Linked DNA regions of Homo sapiens: region 1 is linked to region 2. Evidence: chromatin contacts called from ENCODE Hi-C or POLR2A ChIA-PET data. All regions are on one chromosome and are shown on one strand. Each heading gives the region's core, a stretch centred on a gene start or an enhancer-like site at or near the end of the contact. The rest is flanking DNA. Distances are from core to core; before and after follow the strand shown.

Region 1 (4,213 bases), core at 147-2,646, 1.4 Mb after region 2:
CTAAGAACTGATAGTAAAACTATCCTTACATGAACATGAAGAAAATTTCCAACACTCCAATATTATTTGTATCTACCTGTACTATCTCCAAGCTTTCCAGTTGAAAAATATAAAATCTGTGTTACTATTGGCCTCTGTCCCTTATTCCTGGACCTGGGCGTTAGCCTAGAGTCGCTCTGAAGTTAATGATTAAAATCTTTGAGTGGACATTCTCCACCGTTTCTTGGAAGCATTCTTGAGTTACCCGTTAGTTTCCAGTCTTAAACAGAGAAATACAGATACCACCTATTGGTAATGGTTTTTAGATCATGAATCTCCTTGTGGGATTACTTTGGAACATCTCCCCGCTCTTTATCGGCAGGCCGGATGGTGAAGGTCACTTCATCCTTTATCAGATTGTTATTCAACCACAATCCTTCTTTCAAGGATTCAGAAATACACAGGTTTCTACTAAAAGAAACGTCCATATCTTTAACCAATGCCTGTTTCTAGCACATTTCTCTAAGCGTAATTCTTTTTATCATCCAGATTCTTATGATTCATTCAAAAGAAATTTAGAGCCAAATCTGGCTTTTAAGCAAATATTTCTAACAAACTGACCTATTTTAGTATCACTCACCATAAGGTTATTTCAGGATGGTGAATGACAATATGCCAATGAACAGCAGAGGCTACCTTTTTTGATTCCTAAACAACCAGATTTTGTGAGACTACGTTTTTCTTCAGTGATTCATAATCAGTTTTGCAATTTGAAAGCAGTTTATGAGTCATTCAGTTTATGAATTTGTTGTCACTTCCTTAGAAAAGGGCTCCCTTTCCTTATAGCTTTTCAAGTTTAATTCAGTCGCCTGAAAGCTTTCATTTAACCTCAGTTTTTTCTGCTCCATGAAGAAAAACGATGTTATATATCCATTTTACTGTTACTATCAGGTAAGAAGGCCTAGGGACTAGTGACATCAATTCCACGAGCCATCAGTGTCCTGGGCTTTTAATTCACAGAAGAATGGATAGTTGTAATGAAAAAAAAATCTTATAAAAATACCAGTCCTGTTTTCTAAGTTTTAAATACAGATTCTCTGTTTTTAGTTATCTTGTTTCTGCTTCCCAATGCAATAAACTCTAGCCACCTGCAGGACTGCTGGATATTCTGATCTCTCCCTAGGATGAAAGAGCCACTTTAACTGGAAATCTTTACAACAAAACACCCTCAACTATTCAAGGAAGAAATTCGGTAGACTTCCATGCACGAGGCCTTTGAGAAGAGAAAATAGGCCCTCGTTCAGGCCCAGACAGATCATTGACAGCGTTTTTGGATTCCTTTTTTGATCAGGAAATTAGATCAACATCCTTATAGGGAAAGGTTCATTTGGGGCACAGGTGGGGCTCTTTAGTTAAAGTGTCTACTTCTCAGTCCATATTAGGCAACAGGAACTGCCTGAAAGGCACTTATTTTTCATTCTGTGTCATTCAACCATAAATGACTCAGTTCTGATATTATTTACCAAGCTCCTGTTGAACTCATAGGAGAGGCAGCTGTGCAGCACTCGTAATGCTAATCTTAATATAGTCTCAGCAGGGTATGCAGTCAGTGAGAAGTAAGACGGGTCATTTTTCCTTAAGATCATATTAATTAACTAGCTGACTCATCTCCCAGGAACTGGATTGAGTCCTCAAAATGCTTCATTTCTAAAATCATGGAGGCTTAATCTAAGTAATTTTACTGTCATCTGGTAAAGCTTATTAAAGCTTAAGGGTTTTTTTTAAAAGGCACACTTGAAAACTTAGAGGATTAGAGAAACTAAGGTAATTTTAGTAGCAGCAATGAGTATTTCATTTTTAACATTTAAACATTAATCTGGCATTCTGAAAGGCCTGAGATCTTATTGCTTCTTAAAATAGGCTTTGTTTTTTAGAGCAGTTTTAGGTTCACAGCAAAATTGAATGGAGAGTTCCCATATACTCCCTGCCCACGCAGGCACAGACTCCCCACTGCCAGTGTGCTGTACCGTAGTGATAAATTTGCTGCAATTGATTAACTCGCATTGGCACATCAGTATCACCCGAAGTCCACAGTTTACATTAGAGTTCACTCTTGGTGTTGTACATTCTATGGATTTTGACAAATGGATAAAAACACTTATCTACCATTATAGTATCATACAGAATAGTTTCACCGTCTTAAAAATCCTCTGTGCTTACCCACTCAGATCTTATTTTTAGTTTCAAAGTTAATGATCTAAATATGAGAACTGAAATCTGCAAATTTAAAAAAGCACAAGAACCCAAGTGTTTAACTTAAAATCAATGGTTCTTAAAAATCATTAATATAATGTAAAAATACTAAATATTAAATTTCAACATTAATCTTGAGATTTAATTAATTCAAAACATATGTCTGAAATGTACCTTTGCAGTAGCCATGAAAAAAATGTGTTACCTAAGTAAATAGTTTAAGTGTCTGAGAAACTTTTGGCCAAGGGACTGCAGTCACTATTGCTAATTCCCTGCTATCTGGAACTTAGCTACAATTAAGCAAATAAACAACAACAACAAAGGACAGAAAAATCTCTGAAAAATCCCCCCAAATTAGGAAAATAAGCAACACAGTTCTTTTCTTTTCTTTTTTTTTTTTTTTTTTTTGAGATGGAGTCTCTCTCTGTCACCCAGGCCGGAGTGCAGTGGCATGGTCTTGGCTCACTGAAACCTCCACCTCCTGGGTTGAAGCAATTCTCCTGCCTCGGCCTCCAGAGTAGCTGGGATTACAGGCATGTGCCACCATGCCTGGCTAATTTTTTTGGTATTTTTAGTACAGACAGGGTTTCACCATATTGGCCAGGCTGGTCTCGAACTCCTGACCTTGTGATCCACCAGCCTCAGCCTCCTAAAGTGCTAGGATTACAGGCATGAGCCACTGCACCCGGCCCAGCAACACATTTCTAAATAATTCATGAGTCAAAGAAGAAATTACAATGGAAATTAGAAAATATTTGAACTGAATGAAAATGAAAACACAATTTATCTAAATTTGTGACATGCAGCTAAAGTGGTGCTTAGAGGAAAGTTTATAGCAGCATTAAATACATATATTGGAAAAAAAGAAAGGTCTAAAATTAATGATCTAATCTCCTACCTTAAGAGACTAAAAAAAGAAGAGCAAATTAAACCAAATATAAGCATAAATAAAGATAAGAGTGAAAACTAATGAAAGAGAAGATGATAAAACAATAGAGAAAAATCAGTAAAATCAATAGCTAGTACTTTGAAAAGATTAATAAAAGTTATACCCCCTAGCCAGACTGATCAAGAAAAAAAAAAAGAGGAAAAACACAAATTACCAAAATCAGGAATGAAAGGCCATCACCATAGATCCTACAGACATAAACAGATTATAAGGGGATATTTTGAATAAATTGATGCCAATAAATTTCAAAATTTAAAGGAAATAGAAAATTTCTTTGAAAGATAAAAATTACTAAAACTGATTTGAGAAGAAATAGAAAATCTTAGTAGCCTTATATCTATTAAGGAAATTATTATTAGTTACTATTATTATTTTGAGACAGATTCTCACTCTGTCACCCAGGCTGGAGTGCAGTGGCATGATCTCAGCTCACTGCAACCTCTGCCTCCTGGGTTCAAGCGATTCTCCTGCCTCAGCCTCCCAGGTAGCTGGAATTACAGGTGCCTGCTACCATGCCTGGCTAATTTTTGTATTTTTAGTAGAGACGGGGTTTTGCCATGTTGCCCATGCTGGTCTCAAACTCATGGCCTCAAGTGATCCCCCGCCTCGGCTTCCCAAAGTGCTGGGATTACAGGCATGAGCCACCACGCCCGGCCTATTAAAGAAATTAAATTTGTAATTTAAAAACTTCTGACTAAAAAGATACCAGGCCCAGATGGCTTCAATGGAGAATTTTATCAAATATTTAAGAAAGAAATAACATCAATCATATGCAAATTTTCAGAAAATAGAGGGAGAAGTAATACTTTCTAACTCATTTTATGAAGCCAGAATTACCATGACAAAATTATTATAATAAAGAAAATTATAGACCAGTATCATAGGTGCAAAATCCATAACAACATATTAACAAATCAAATCCAAAGATATATATATATATATATGGAGGTTAATACCATATAGGGTGTATTCCAGGAATTCAAGATAGATTTAATTTTCCATTTGTTGTTTTTTTTTGAGGCAGAGTCTCAC
Region 2 (4,636 bases), core at 1,239-3,738:
ATTATCTTACAGTTATGGAGGAAATGGGTCTTACTGGACCAAAATGAAGGCATTGGCCGAGCTGTGTTCCTGCTCTAGGCTCTGCAGGAGAATCCCTTTCCTTGCCTTTTCCAGCTCCCTCAGGCTGCCCACATCCCTTGGTTTGTGGTCCCCTCCTCCTCCTCTTCAAAGCCAGCAGTGCTGCCTCTTCACATCTCGCTCTGACCTTGGCGGTTGTGATCCCATCTCCTTCTCAGACTCTGACTCTCATGCCTCCCTCTTCTAAGGACTCTTGTGATCCCACTGGGTCCACTTGGATGATGCAGGAGAGTCCCCATAACTCACTCAACATCTTTCCATTTCATCACATCTGTAAAGACCCTTTGTGGACCGGGCGAGGTGGCTCTCGCCTATAATCCCAGTGCTTTGAGAGGCCGAGGCAGGTGGATCACTTGGAGTCAGGAGTTTGAGACCAGCCTGGCCAACATGGTGAAACCCCGTCTCTACTAAAAATACAAAAATTAGCCGGGTGTGGTGGTGCATGCCTGTAATCCAAGCTGCTTGGGAGGCTAAGGCAGGAGAATCACTTGAACCCGGAGGTGGAGGTTGCAGTGAGCTGAGATCATACCACTGCACTTCAGCCTGGGTGACAGAGTGAGATTCAGTCTCACCAAAAAAAAAAAAAATAAAATAAAAAAAGACCCTTTGTGATATGATGTCACACATTCACAGGCTCGGAGGGTTAGGAAATGTATTCATACATGGTTGTGGGCCATTATTCTATCGGTCACAGAAAGGTGATAGATAAATAAACAAACTGAGGCTCAGAATGACCTGCCCAAGGGCACATGGCTGATGTGGAACAACTGGGATTTAAATCCAGGTGTGTCAGACACTGAGGCTTACTCATTTGGGTCAGCGTGTGCCCTTTCTGCAATGACACTCTTTCCCCCAGTGGTTAGTGGGTGCCTGTACTCCCCAAACCCACTTGGCAGCACCCAAACTGAGTAACATTTTTTCACACCTGTATTAGGGTTCTCTAGAGGGACAGAGCTCATGGAATATATATATATATATAAATATATATATAAACTTAATACTTAATAAACTCCCCTTTATATATTTATATATTATAATTATATAATATATAATTATACATATTAAATTATAAATTTTATATAAATATAATTATAATTATATATTAATATATTTATATTTACATAAATATATTTATAATTAATTATAAATATATTTATATATTATATATTTATATATTTATTTATATATAATATGTATTTATATAAATATATATATTTGTATATATCATATATTATATGATATATATATAAAGGGGAGTTTATTAAGTATTAACTCACACCATCACAAGGTCCCACAACAGGCCATCTGCAGGCTGAGGAGCAAGAAGAGCCAGTCCGAGTTCCAAAATTGAGGAACTTGGGAGTCTGATGTTTCGAGGGCAGGAAGCATCCAGCACAGGAGAAAGACGAAGGCTGGGAGGTAAGCCAGTCTCTCTTTCCACATTTTTCTGCCTGCTTACTTTCTAGCCGAGCTGGCAGCTGATTAGATGGTGCCCACCCAGATTAAGGGTGGGTCTGCCTTTCCCAGCCCACTGACTCAAACGTTAATCTCCTTTGGCAACACCCTCACGGACACACCCAGGATCCATACTCTGTATCCTTCAATCAAGTTGACACTCAGTCTCAACCATCACAACACCTGATGCAAAGTCACAGGCCGTTGGCTTTCATGCCCACCTGTATGGTAAGGCCAGGATTCAGAAAATGTTCCTCAGTCCCCAAACCAGGACCTCACCACACCCGAGTCACCACTGCCAACCCCCAACTCCCATCCCTATTTGCCCTCTGTGCCTGGCGGGGGGTTGGGGGAGTTTGTTTTGTTCCTCAAAATGTGGTCCATGGGCCAGCTGCGTCGGCATACCTGGGCACTTGTTGGAAAGGCGGGATCTCGGCCCCACCCTAGATCAGCTTAATCAGAATCTGCATTGTAACCAGAGCCCCCTCAGTGAGTCACGTGCACAGTGGAGTTTAAGAAGCTCCTCCCTCCAGGACCCTGCTCCACCTGGGCTGTCTTCTCACACCTATTTCTCCTCTTCTTCTGCCACCTCCGCAGGTGTCTCGGCTTGGATTCCTGCAGCTCGGGAGGACACATTAGGGAAATGTCTATGATGCTCTTTCTGCCTTAGCTTGTTAGAGTTGGCAGCAGAAGAGGCCCCTCCTGGTAGCGCTCGGCTGGGCCCTGCAGCTGGCTGGGGGAGGCCTCTCTGTGGCCACACGCCTGAGGTCTGGGCTGGTTCCCCTTGCTGCTGCCTCTCTCCTGGGTGGACAGTGGTCTAGAGCTGTGCTGGGGGCCCCGTCCTTCCTCCTATGCACCAGGCTCAGCGAGAGGCAAAGGCGAAGGTGTGAAATGACTTTGACCTTGGTGTTTAGGCAGATCCCTCTCACTCTGAAAGTGCTTCAACATGTTGGCCTGGTACGTTCCGAGCACTGTGGAGTTTTGGCAGAGTGGCCGATAAGTATTTTTAGTTCCTTCCTCCTTAATGTTTGCCAGAAAACCACAGTCATTACTCATGAGGAGGAGAAGTTTCCTCCCTCCCAGGCTCCAGAAGAGTCCGGGCTTGCCCTCAGATGCCCACTGAGCTGCCCCTGCCTGGGCTTCTAAGCTGTCTTTGAAATCAACATAATGCTAACACCTACAATAAAGCAGGATACCATATATTTTTTAATAGACTAAGACCTGAGCTTTTTTTTGTTAATTAATTTGGTGTTTTTTTTTTTTTTTTTTTTTTGAGATGGAGTCTTGCTCTGTTACCAGGCTGGAGTGCAGTGATGCGATCTCAGCTCACTGCAACCTCCACCTCCTGGGTTTAAGCAATTCTCCTGCCTCAGCTTCCCGAGTAGCTGGGACTACAGACGCGAACCACCATGCCCAGCTAATTTTTTGTATTTTTAGTAGAGATGGGGTTTCACCATGTTGGCCAAGCTGGTCTTGAACTCCTGACCTCAGGTGATCTGCCCACCTCGGCCTCTCAAAGTGCTAGGATTACAGGCATGAGCCACCGCACCCGGCCTTTTTTTTTTTTTTTTTTTTTGAGATGGGGTCTCACTCTGTCACCCGGGCTGGAATGCAGTGGCACCATCTCAGCTCATTACAACCTCTACTTCCCAGGCTTAAGTGATCCTCCCACCTCAGCCTCCTAAGTAACTGGGACCACAGTCATGCGCCACCACGCCTGGCTAATTTTTGCGTATTTTGTAGAGATGGGGTTTCATTACGTTGTCCAGGCTGATCTTGGACTCCTGAGCTCAAGTGATCCTCCCTCCGTGGCCTCCCAAAGTGTTGGGATTACAGGTGTGAGCCAGCTTGCCTGGCCCAATTTATTTGTTAAAATTCTAGTAAAATATACCTATCATAAAATGTAATATTTTAATATTTTAACCACTTTTTTTTTTTGAGACGGAGTTTTGCTCTTGTCGCCCAGGCTGGAGTGCAATGGCGCAATCTTGGCTCACTGCAACCTCCACCTCCCGGGTTCAAGCCATTCTCCTGCCTCAGCCTCCCGAGTAGTTGGGATTATAGGCATGTGCCACCACGCGCGGCTAATTTTGTATTTTTAGTAGAGACGGGTTTTCTCCATGTTAGTCTGGCGGGTGTCCAACTCCCAACCTCAGGTGATCCGCCCACCTGGGCCTCCCAAAGTATTGGAATTACAGGTGTGAGCCACCGCTCCAGTCCTATTTTAACCACTTCTAAGTATACCATTCAGTGGCATAAGTATATTCACAGTTGTGCAACTATCACCACCATTCATTTCCAGAGCTCTTCATCTTGTGAAACTGAAACTCTGTACCCATTAGACAAGAGCTCCCCATTCCCCCGCCACCCCCTTATCCTCTGGAAACCACCATTCTACTTTCTATGAATTCCATGACTCTAGGTCTCTCATAGGAGTGTAATCATACAATATTTGTCCTCTTGTGACTGGTTTATTTCACTTAGCATAATGTTTTCAAGTTTCACCCATGATGTAGTGGCCTGAGCTTCTTAAAAAAAAAGAAAAGCCCGGGCGCGGTGGCTCACATCAGTAATCTCAGCACTGTGGGAGGCCGAGGCGGGTAGATCACCTGAGGCCAGGAGTTCAAGGCCAGCCTAGCTAACATGGCGAAACCCTGTCTCTACTAAAAATAAAAATTAGCCGGGTGTGGTGGCGGGCGCTTGTAATCCCAGCTACTCGGGAGGCTGAGGCAGGAGAATCACTCGAACCCGGGAGATGGAGGTTGCAGTGAGTCGAGATCACGCAACTGCACTCCAGCCTGGGCTACAGAGTGAGACTCCGTCTCAAAAAAAAAAAAATCACCCATTTAATTGATAGAGGAGGCTGGGCACAGTGACTCACGCCTGTAATCTCAACACTTTGGGAGGCAGAGGTGGGAGGATTGCTTGAGCCCAGGAGTCTGAGATCAGCTTGGGTAATATAGCTAGGTCCCATCTCTCCAAAAAATAAATAAATGAGACAGGCATGATGGCGTGTGTCTGTAGTCTCAGCTACTCGGTGGGAGGCTGAGGTGGGGGGAGGATCACTTGAGCCCAGTAAGTCGAGGCTGCAGTGAGCTATGAT

The links. A loop is a pair of places that touch in the nucleus more often than their neighbours do. ChIA-PET counts read pairs that join two places held with the same protein, here RNA polymerase II (POLR2A). Pooled maps may share reads with other maps.
Region 1: a pooled map shows a loop between it and region 2 (2.9-fold over the local background). The contact joins two enhancer-like sites. A Hi-C loop is called at or near these places in 3 of 50 pooled maps. POLR2A ChIA-PET finds 5 or more read pairs at or near these places in 2 of 52 experiments (AG04449 and GM12878).

What each region holds. Positions count from the first base shown.
Region 1 is chr1:8,096,100-8,100,312 of GRCh38, forward strand. The region is part of intron 2 of ERRFI1-DT (ERRFI1 divergent transcript); the gene reads left to right. Among named protein-coding and RNA genes, the nearest start is that of ERRFI1-DT, 72 kb to the left of the region's middle. RefSeq lists enhancers at 582-1,781, 1,147-1,196. Within about 2 kb of position 1,397, at least 18 of the 41 ENCODE cell types and tissues checked have a DNase peak (open chromatin) inside an H3K27ac peak, as active enhancers do; they include GM12878, where a contact is called at or near this core.
Region 2 is chr1:6,741,448-6,746,083 of GRCh38, forward strand. No RefSeq gene overlaps it. Among named protein-coding and RNA genes, the nearest start is that of LINC01672, 19 kb to the left of the region's middle. Within about 2 kb of position 2,489, at least 22 of the 41 ENCODE cell types and tissues checked have a DNase peak (open chromatin) inside an H3K27ac peak, as active enhancers do; they include GM12878, where a contact is called at or near this core.